2 separate regions of the Homo sapiens genome follow, and region 1 is linked to region 2. A link is a loop called in an ENCODE intact Hi-C map of the cell type or tissue named here. Cell type or tissue: PC-9. All regions are shown on one strand.

Region 1 (5,000 bases), 430 kb before region 2:
GCTGCTTTTGGTTCATCTTCATCCTCAGGGGACCCTGCAGAAGCTTGTTCATCCAACCCACTGATTTCCTCTTGACTGCCTCCACACATCATTTGCAGAGAGGTCTGACCCTTATTTCCCTCCCATAGGCACTGGAAGTGAATTTAGACCAATTTTTAAAGTCTCTAATTTATGATACAATGTAATTTAAAGGGGAAAACATAAATGACACAATGGGAAATATGCATTGGGGGCTGTGTTCTCAAAGATTTGGCACTAAAAAATAATGAGGACAAATGACAATGGGAATACAGCAATGGTATCTTTGGAGTCAGCTGGTCCTAAGTTCAAATTCTGACTGCCCCCCTTCTTAAGTGTGTTATTTTGGCAAAATTCATTTCTCTTTGAACTTCACTTTTCTCTCCTATATAATAAGGCTAATTCCTACTTTGCATGGTTGTTGTGGGAATTAAATAAGATCATATGCTTAAAGCACCTAGGTTAGTAGGCTGCCTATCAATTTCAGTACCTTTTCCTTTCCCTTCCTTACCTTATTCCTGTGCTCTAACTCAAAATTGTACCCCAGTGCCAGTAACAGGGATGCTGCTGCGTTCCCCTCAACTTTACGCCTACCTTGGTAATCTGCTTCCAAATCTTCCTGATGCTGACCACTGGCTGGATCTCTACCATCTTGTTACTTTCAGTTCCCTGTCGGCCCATGCACTGCTGGGATAACCACCTGATGTGTTTTTTTGTACCTCTTTGGGGCTAGTTGCCTGCCCACCTTCTTGAATGGCTATCCCTGACAACTGGGTATGTCCACCACTCCCCTTGACCTAACAAAATCCCCCTTCCTGCTGCTGGGTTAGCCATTCCCCAACCCCCAAATGTTACCCTGCCTCCAAATCACCGGGCCTGATGCTTCAGAAAAGAGCTGTTCAGCTGCACTGTGCATAGTATCTCTTTGCCACCTGCACATGTTCAGAAAGGCTGTGATTTTTTTCCAGCTTTTATTTTAGATTCAGAGGGTATATGTGTAGGTTTGTTGCAAAGGTGTATGGCATGATGCTGAGGTTTGGAGTATGGTTGAATGTGTTACCTAGGTGGTGAGCAGAGTATCCAATAGGTAGTTTTTCAACCATTGCCCCCCTTCCTCCCTCCCCACTCTTGTTGTCCCCAGTATCTATTGTTCCTATCTTTATGTTCATATATACCCAATGTTTAGCTCCCACTTATATGTGAGAACACATGGTATTTGGTTTTCCATTTCTGTGTTAGTTCATTTAGGATAATGGCCTCCAGTTGCATCTATGTTGCTGCAAATTATAAAATTTCATTCTTTTTTATGGCTGCATAATTTTCCATGGTGTATATGTGCCACATTTCCTTTAGTAAATCCACCAATGATGGGCATTAAGGTTGATTCCATGTCTTTGCTATTGTCTCTATATTTGTTGTTTTTTTGTTTTTCAAAAAGAGTATGATCTAAAAAGAGTGACTGACCGGGTCTTGCTCTGTTACCCAGGCTGGAGTTCTGTGGTGTGATCATAGCTTGCTGCACCTCAAGCTCCTGGGCGCAAGCAATACTCCTGCCTCGGCTTCTTAAGTAGCTGGGACTACATGCACATGCCACCATGCCCAGTTAATTTTATTTAAGTTATTTTTTGTAAAGAAAGGGTTTCACTATGTTTCCCAGACTGTTCTTGAACTCGTGGCCTCAAGGGATCCTTCTGCCTTGACCTCTAAAAACACTGGAATTACAGGTGTGAGCCACTGTGCCTGGCCTTGCTATTGTGAATAGCGCTGCAATGAATATACAGGTGCGGGTCTTTTTGGTAGAATGATTTATTTTCCTTTGGGTATATACTTGGTAATGGGATTGCTGGGTTGAATGGTCATTCAACTCTTCTTTGAGAAATCTCTAAACTGCTTTCCACAGTGGCTAAACTAATTTACATTCCACCAATATATTCACATTGAGTATAAGTGTTCCCTTTTCTCCACAGCCCTGCCAACATCTGTCATTTTTTGACTTTTGAACAAAAGCAGAAAGGCTGTGATTTTTAAAGTGGAGCTGGGAAGTGGTCTGTCTGTCCAGATAGAGACTGCTGGTCTCTGCTAGTACAGCTTGAAGATCAGCAAGCATGCCACCTGGGGCATTGCACCACCATAAAACCTGTTTCTTTCCAGGCAGGAGTCCACCTAAGGCAGCATTGCCACAGCTGTAATAGGAAGTCTGAAAGGTGAGGTGAGGTGTTCCAGGGGAGACCGAGTAAGAAGCTCTGTATTTGTGTGCATTTGGAGCAGGTAGTCCAGGCCAAAGGCCCCAACGCAGTGAGTCATATGAGGCTGTACAACTGGAAAGCTGCCAGCTGGGCACACCCATTAGGATACATGTTCCTGCAGTGGCTTAGCAGAACTTTCCTATTAATATTTATTTAAATACCAACTCTACAGTTTCTGGACATAACTTTATATACCATCTTTCTGAAACTGTTTTTATGCCAAAACGAGTCCTTTAGAAAGTCCATTTATCTGAATTACTTTTTATTCTTCAAACTTATACAGCCACAAATGCTTCTTCTGTTAGGAAGAATTGACTGTTTTGTTAACATTTAGCTTCATGTGGGTTTTACATTAAATTCTTAAAATCCAAGGCTATAAAATTCTGAGAGAATAAACGTATCTTAATAGAAACTTTGCAAATGCGCCACTTTATTAGTGATGGAAATGGTTATGAAAATCTGCTGCTTTTCATAGATAGTGCCAGTTACAGATAGAGAAATATTGTGGTAATCAGCATTTGATCAAGCTCTGGGTTCTGTGAAACTGATTCTTAATGCAAATTTTATCTCGAAAACTTTAGTCTGCTCTCCTAAAATAGCAATAGCCATTTTGAGCCATGGACTAAAATGCTTATGGTCCCAAGGATCCTAATATCATAGTTTGTAGGGAAGTCAGAATATGATGCTTCAACTTGCCAAAGCTGTTTCTTCTTAATCACCTCCAAAAAAGTTAAATTATTAACTGTGCAATTCATTCCAAATTGCATGTCACCATTCTCTCTTTATTTTTAATTTCAAAAAAACTATTCTGATCACTTTATTTTCTTGAATAGAGCACATGGAAAACAAATGTTTAGATAATAAGGTGTTGGTCTTATTTTAAATTTTGCTTAATTGGAACTTTAAAAATCAATGTGAAGGCTGGATCTTAAAGGCAAGCTTAAAAAGACAGTCACAGCCGGGTGCAGTGGCACATGCCTGTAGTCCCAGCTACTCATGAGGATTGCTTAAGCCCAGGAGTTTAAGTCCAGCTGGGGCAATGTAGCAAGACCCTGTCTCTCTCTCAAAAAAAAAAAGAAGCAGCAGCAGCCGGTCTCAAAGGGTTGTATACCACATGATTGATTATATAACTAACCCCAAGTGACAAAATAATAGTATGGAAAACAGATCAGAGGTTGCCTGGGACCAGCACTGGGAGAACGGTGTGATTCTCAAGGAAGAATACTGGGGGTTTCTTTGTAGTGTCAGAAGAGTTCTGTACCCTGACTGTGGTGTTGGTTATTCGAATCTGCATGTGTGATAAAACTTCAGAAAACTATAGACCAAGAAAAAAAAAAAAGAAGAAAAAGTGTAAGTAACACTGGAATATGAATAAGGACTGTATCTGAGGTAATAATAATGAACAACATCAATTTCCTGGTTTTGACAATGTGCTCTGGGGATATGTAATAATACTGGGGGAAGTGAAGGGTACATGATAATTCTCTGTACTATTTTTCCAATTTCTTGTGAGAAACTATTTCAAACATAAAGATCAATTTTATGTTTATTATTTTAACAAATGAATGGAAAGAAGTAATTAGGTATATGAATTTTTTTTTTTAAAGAAAATTTTAAATGCCAGAATGTGAGTTCTTGGACTACTTGTATAAGGAAGTAACACCAAATGCTTTGGGAAAAAAGGAAGGTTGACAATAATCCATAACAATTTTCTGGTCACAGTTTCCTCAATAATATTTCCTTTCAGTGTTAGTTTCTTCTCTCCCTCCCATTGGTCCAGTTTCCATCACTCTCTTCTGCTCCTTTTTAATATATGAAAGTTCTTCGCTTCTCTCTCCCTTTTTCACTGCCTTCTCTTCCTTGTGCCTAATGTAATCTCTCTCTTTTATCCTCACAAAACCCAAATCCAGGTCAGCAAATTCCATTTATAGTCATAAATCTGGTCTCTGCTCTGTGTGCACTCATACGTATTTCTGAAGAGAGGATGGGGTGTTGGAAGAATCTGACTAGCAGAGGTAGGTGGGGAGAGCAGAGCAGAGAAGTTCTCTTTATTTATACTTTAGTACTGAGGGCAAGAGTCTCAGCATTTAAATGTCTGAATTATTCCTTTGCATGGCAAGAATGTGTCTAGATTTTTAAAAGCAACAAACATAACTACATATAAATAAAGGCACCTCCAGTTTGGTAGTGTTTTCAATAACACTCGCCTTGGTCAAAATGTTGACAATATAAGGGGGCACTCAAAATTGCTAATTTTCTCATTCCAATGCAAGATCTCCTTACTACAGGGTTAAAGTAGGTTTTCCCAAAGCTGTTTCAGGGTTGATGCTTATTTGAATCTTTAGATCAGTATCATACCAAATCTGAAGACAATTATTCCTAATTGATTTTTATTCTATACTTAGGAAAAAAATGTGAAAGCAAAAGGAGGTTTCTGTTCAAGATTTAAAAATGATTCTGCATTGGCAATTACATAAATGAACTTTGGAGACTCTTGGGAATTGCTTGCTAAATTCAATTTTCTTTATAGTTTGGGCCACTCTAAACTCTTCTCCAAAGCCTTTAGAAGTTTTAAGGTCAAGAGACGACCAGAATAAGAACTGCAATTGCAGCTACATGGAGTGTCTGTGTGGAATAGAGAACATGACTTCTTTTATTACATATGACACAAGAAACAAATATCAAAGTGGACCCTGGTATCTATGGGTATTTAATGCAATGTAGCAGATGAATCAC
Region 2 (5,000 bases):
GGAGGCAGTGGCATGCACCTGTAGTCCCAACTATTTAGGAGGCTGAGGCAGGAGGATCCCTTGAGCCTAGGAGGTCAAGGCTACAGTGAGCCGTGATTGTGCCTTTGCACTCCAGCCTGGGTGACAGAGTGAGACCCTGTCTTCCCTGCCCCAAAAAACTAGGAAAGTGCAGGAGATGCTAAGTTACACCCTTATCGAGGAGCTTACAGTCTGGTGGCTGAGACAGACACATAGACAATGAAGTACAATTAGGATGGCTCATACTCTGATGGAAGCCTGTGCAGAGTATTGTGGGGGCTCCAGGGAAAGTGGGTCCTTTTCTAAGTAGGATGAAATTGAAGAATGATGTAGAAAGGTTTCATAGAGAGGTGGTATTAGTACGAAAACTGGATCTTGAAGAGTGAGAACGTGCTCGTCACACTGCTAGGGCATAGTGAGGGGAAGAAACAGAATGAAGCATAGAAAAGCATCCTCCCTGTGTGTGACAGTTAGAAGATAATAGAAGACCAATTTAACTCGGCTTGTGCATAAAGAGTGAATTTATTGGATCCTATAACTCAAAAATCAGAGAGGGTGGGAAATACAGATTCAGCTGGATTCAAGCATTCCATGGATGTTGTTTGGCCCAAATTTCTTGCCTTCTCTTAACACTACTTTCTACTCTGTTGACTTCATTTAGGCATGTTCTTCCCAGGAGGTAGTGGGGATGGCCACAAACACTCAATATTAAATGTAGGCTCTGAGATGCCCCAGCAGAATGATAGTTTATTTTCTTCTAATGGTTCAGGTTAAAGCTTCTAGTTATCTCTGATTGAACTGACTTGAATCCTATGCCCAGTCCTGAAAGTGAGTATGGCCAGGCAGCCCTAAGCAAACCACAGAAACTGAAGGTGCATTGGCTGCTGTTTCCTGAAGGGAAATGGGTGATATCTGCAGAAGAAGGAAAAGCAGATGTTGGGCAGGCAAGAACGACAGATGAACATGACAGTCTGCTTAGGGAGCTTCTAGTAATCCAGGATGGATAGAGCAAGAGACCAGGTGATGAGAGCTTTGGATGCTACTGGGCAGAGTGTGGACTTTATTTGGTGGGCAAGAGGGTGCCACTGGAGGGTTTAAATCAGGAATAACATGGTTCTTTGACATATTATTACTAATTGAAGTCCACACGAGGCTTCACTGTATATGTTGTACATTCTATGGGTTTTGAAAAATGGGTAACAGCATGTATCCACCCTTATACTTCATACAGAATAGTTTAACTGGCTGGGCATGGTGGACCATGCCTGTAATCCCAGCACTTTGGGAGGCCAAGGGGGGTGGGTCACATGAGGTCAGGAGTTTGAGGCCAGCCTGGCCAACATGGCAAAACCCCATCTCTACTAAAAATACAAAAATTAGCTGGGTGTGGTGGCATGTGCCTGTAATCCCAGCTACTCAAGAGGCTGAGTTAGGAGAGTGGCTTGAACCCAGGAGGCGGAGATGGCAGTGAGTTGAGATCATGCCATTGCACTCCAGCCTGCGAGACAGAGTGAGACTCCGTCTCAAAAAAAAAAAAAAAAAAAGTTTGACTGCCCTAAAAATCCCTTGTTCTCTACCTAGTTATTCCATCCCCTCAAGCCCTCGGCAACCAATGGTCTTTTTGCTCTCTCCCAAGTTTTTGCCTTTACCAGAATGACATATAGTTGGAATAATACAGTATGTAGCCTTTTCAGATTGGCTTCTTTCACTCAGTAATATGCATTTAAGTTTCCTTCGTGTCTTTTTATGGCTTGAGAGATCATTTCTTTTTATCGCTGAGAAATATTCCACTATATGGATGTATCACAGTTTGTTTATGCATTCTTCTATTGAAGGACATCTTAGTTGTTTCCACATGTTGGCAATTATGGATAAAGCTGCTACATATGTGCATGTGCAGGTTTTTGGGTCGAAATAAGCTTTCAACTCCTTTGAGTAAATACCAAGGAGTAGTGCTGGGTCAAGCATGGTCCTTTGCATAACCCTCTTTTATTTGCAATATACTTTCACATTCATTAATTTACCCAATTTTCACAGGAGCTCTCTGAGTTAAGTGAAGCATGTGTTTTTATTCCTACATAACAGGTGGGAAACTGAGGATCCAAGAATTTAAGTAAGACATACAAATTCACATAGTTGGTGAGTGTGTAACCACAACACTTAATCCAGCCTCTTCATACAGCCTGAAGTTTACAATAAAGCAATTAGCTGTAGCCAGAATAATTCTCATGATCTCATCCTACACCTCTCAAACAATGAGACCAGGCCAGTCTTAGAAAAATGGGGAAGTAGCAAGGTCCTTTCACTGTCTTCCTGGGTCCACACCCAGAGTCTGTCTTTCAGACGTCCTCTGGCTTTTTCTCCAGGATCAAAAGCACCCTCACTACTACCCTGGAGACTGCCCAGAAACAGGCCAGATAACTCGATGAAGTCATTCGAGTAATTGTTATTATTAATGACTCAGAGTGCTGCCCCTCCCAGATGAAATATGCATTTCATAGTAGTTTAAAGACTTATCTCAAAAGAGTGAAAAAATGTGGCAATTTTTAGCACCCTGGCAGGACTTGGAGGGTGGAGACAGATGAAGTGAGGTCTCTCAGTGCTCCTGAAATTATACCTCATATTTGGTTCAAACAATATGTCATACCTATAGGTAACGGGTATGATGGGTTAACTTCCTGACATTGCCATGGCATTTATTCTTTCATTTCATTCCAAGTTGCAGAAATTACCCCCAGAGAATTAGAAGAAGGTATCAATGGGCAAAATGACTTAAGTACAGTTACATTTCCTTTCAGTACCTAGGCCTTAATTTCCCCTTCAGTTATATATATATATGCACATATTTTAAATGAAAGCAAGTTTATTAAGAAAGCAAAGGAATAAAGAATGGCTACTCCATAGGTAGAGCAGTGACATGGGCTGCTCAATTGTGTATACTTATAGTTACTTTTTTTTTTTTTGGAAACATAAAATTTTATTAAAAACATATAACAAACAAAAATTACTAAAGGAAAGCCATAGGACTTGTTGCTGAGACATAGTGAGAAAAATGGTTGTTAGTCAGAAAAATTATTGTTGAATGAGGTGTGAACAATCTCTTTTCTTTTTCATTATACTTTAAGTTCTAGGGTACATGTACACAACATGCAGGTTTTTTACATAGGTATACATGTGCCATGTTGGTTTGCTGCACACATCAACTTGTCAATTACATTAGGTATTTCCTTGAATGCTATCCCTCCCCCAGCCCCTCACGCCCCAACAGGCGCTGGTGTGTGATGATCCCTGCCCTGTGTCCATGTGTTCTTGTTGTTCAACTCCCACCTATGAGTGAGAACATGCGGTGTTTGGTTTTCTGTCCTTGTGATAGTTTGCTTAGAATGATGGTTTCCAGCTTCATCCATGTCCTTGCAAAGGATATGAACTCACCCTTTTTTATGGCTGCATAGTATTCCATGGTATATATGTGCCAGGTTTTCTTAATTCAGTTTATCATTGATGGACATTTGGGTTGGTTCCAAGTCTTTGCTATTTTGAATAGTGCTGTAATAAACATACGTGTGCATGTGTCTTTATCGTAGAAAGATTTATAATACTTTGGGTATATACCCAGTAATGGAATCACTGGGTCAAATGGTATTTCTAGTTCTAGATCCTTGAGGAATCACCACACTGTCTTCCACAGTGGTTGAACTAATTAACACTTCCACCAACAGTGTATTTCTCCACATCCTCTCCAGCATCTGTTGTTTCCTGACTTTTTAATGATTGCCATTCTAACTGGTGTGAGATGGTATCTCATTGTGGTTTTGATTTGCATTTCTCTGATGACCAGTGATGATGGGCATTTTTTCATATGTCTGTTGGCTGCATAAATGTCTTCTTTTGAGAAGTATCTGTTCATATCCTTTGCCCACTTTTTGATGGGGTTGTTTGTTTTTTTTCTTGTAAATTTATTTAAGTTCTTTGTAGATTCTGGATATTACCTCTTTGTCAGATGGGTAGATTGCAAAAATTTTCTCCCATTCTGTAGGCTGCCTCTTCACTCTGATGGTAGTTTCTTTTGCTGTGCAGAAGCTCTTTAGTTTAATTAGATCCCATTTGTCTATTTTGGCTTTTGTTGCCATTGCTCTTGGTGCTTTAGTCATGAAGTCTTTGCCCATGCCTATGTCCTGAATGGTATTGCCTAGGTTTTCTTCTAGGGTTTTCATGGTGTTAGGTCTCACATTTAAGTCTTTAATCCATCTTGAGTTAATTTTTGTATATGGTGTAAGGAAGGGATCCAGTTTCAGCTTTCTACATATGGCTAGCCAGTTTTCCCAGCACCTTTTATTAAATAGGGAATCCTTTCCCCATTGCTTGTTTTTGTCAGGTTTGTCAAAGATCAGATGGTTGTAGATGTGTGGTGTTATTTCTGAGGGCTCTGTTCTGTTCCATTGATCTATATACCTGTTTTGGTACCAGTACCATGCTGTTTTGGTTACTGTAGCCTTGTAGTATAGCTTAAAGCTAGGTAGCATGATGCCTCCAGCTTTGTTCTTTAGGCTTAGGATTGTCTTGGCAATTGCAGGCTCTTTTTTGGTTCCATATGAACTTTAAAGTAGTTTTTTCCAATTCTGTGAAGAAAGTCATTGGTAGCTTCATGGGGATAGCATTGAATCTATAAATTACCTTGGGCAGTGTGGCCATTTTCATGATATTGATTCTTCCTATCCATGAGGATGGAATGTTCTTCCGTTTGTTTGTGTCCTCTTTTATTTCATTGAGCAGTGGTTTGTAGTTCTCCTTGAAGAGGTCCTTCACATCCCTTGTAAGTTGGATTCCTAGATATTTTATTCTCTTTGTAGTAATTGCTAATGGGAGTTCACTCATGATTTGTCTCTCTGTTTTTCTATTATTGGTGTATAGGAATGCTTGTGATTTTTGCACATTGATTTTGTATCCTGAGACTTTGCTGAAGTTGATCCTCAGCTTAAGGA

The links. A loop is a pair of places that touch in the nucleus more often than their neighbours do. Peaks named below come from ENCODE experiments on the same cell type or tissue, not always from the same donor. Only the 100,000 strongest peaks of a DNase experiment are listed, where the experiment ranks them.
Region 1: it touches region 2 in a loop (8-fold over the local background); 9 of 110 quality-filtered maps call a loop at or near these places.

The regions. Positions count from the first base shown.
Region 1 is chr4:55,731,352-55,736,351 of GRCh38, reverse strand. No RefSeq gene overlaps it. Among named protein-coding and RNA genes, the nearest start is that of EXOC1L, 86 kb to the left of the region's middle. RefSeq lists a cis regulatory region at 2,125-2,490. In PC-9, no CTCF peak of the experiment used is centred here; a DNase peak (open chromatin) is centred at 2,251; H3K27ac peaks cover 1,931 bases.
Region 2 is chr4:55,301,406-55,306,405 of GRCh38, reverse strand. No RefSeq gene overlaps it. Among named protein-coding and RNA genes, the nearest start is that of SRD5A3, 42 kb to the left of the region's middle. In PC-9, no CTCF peak of the experiment used is centred here; a DNase peak (open chromatin) is centred at 2,385; H3K27ac peaks cover 1,193 bases.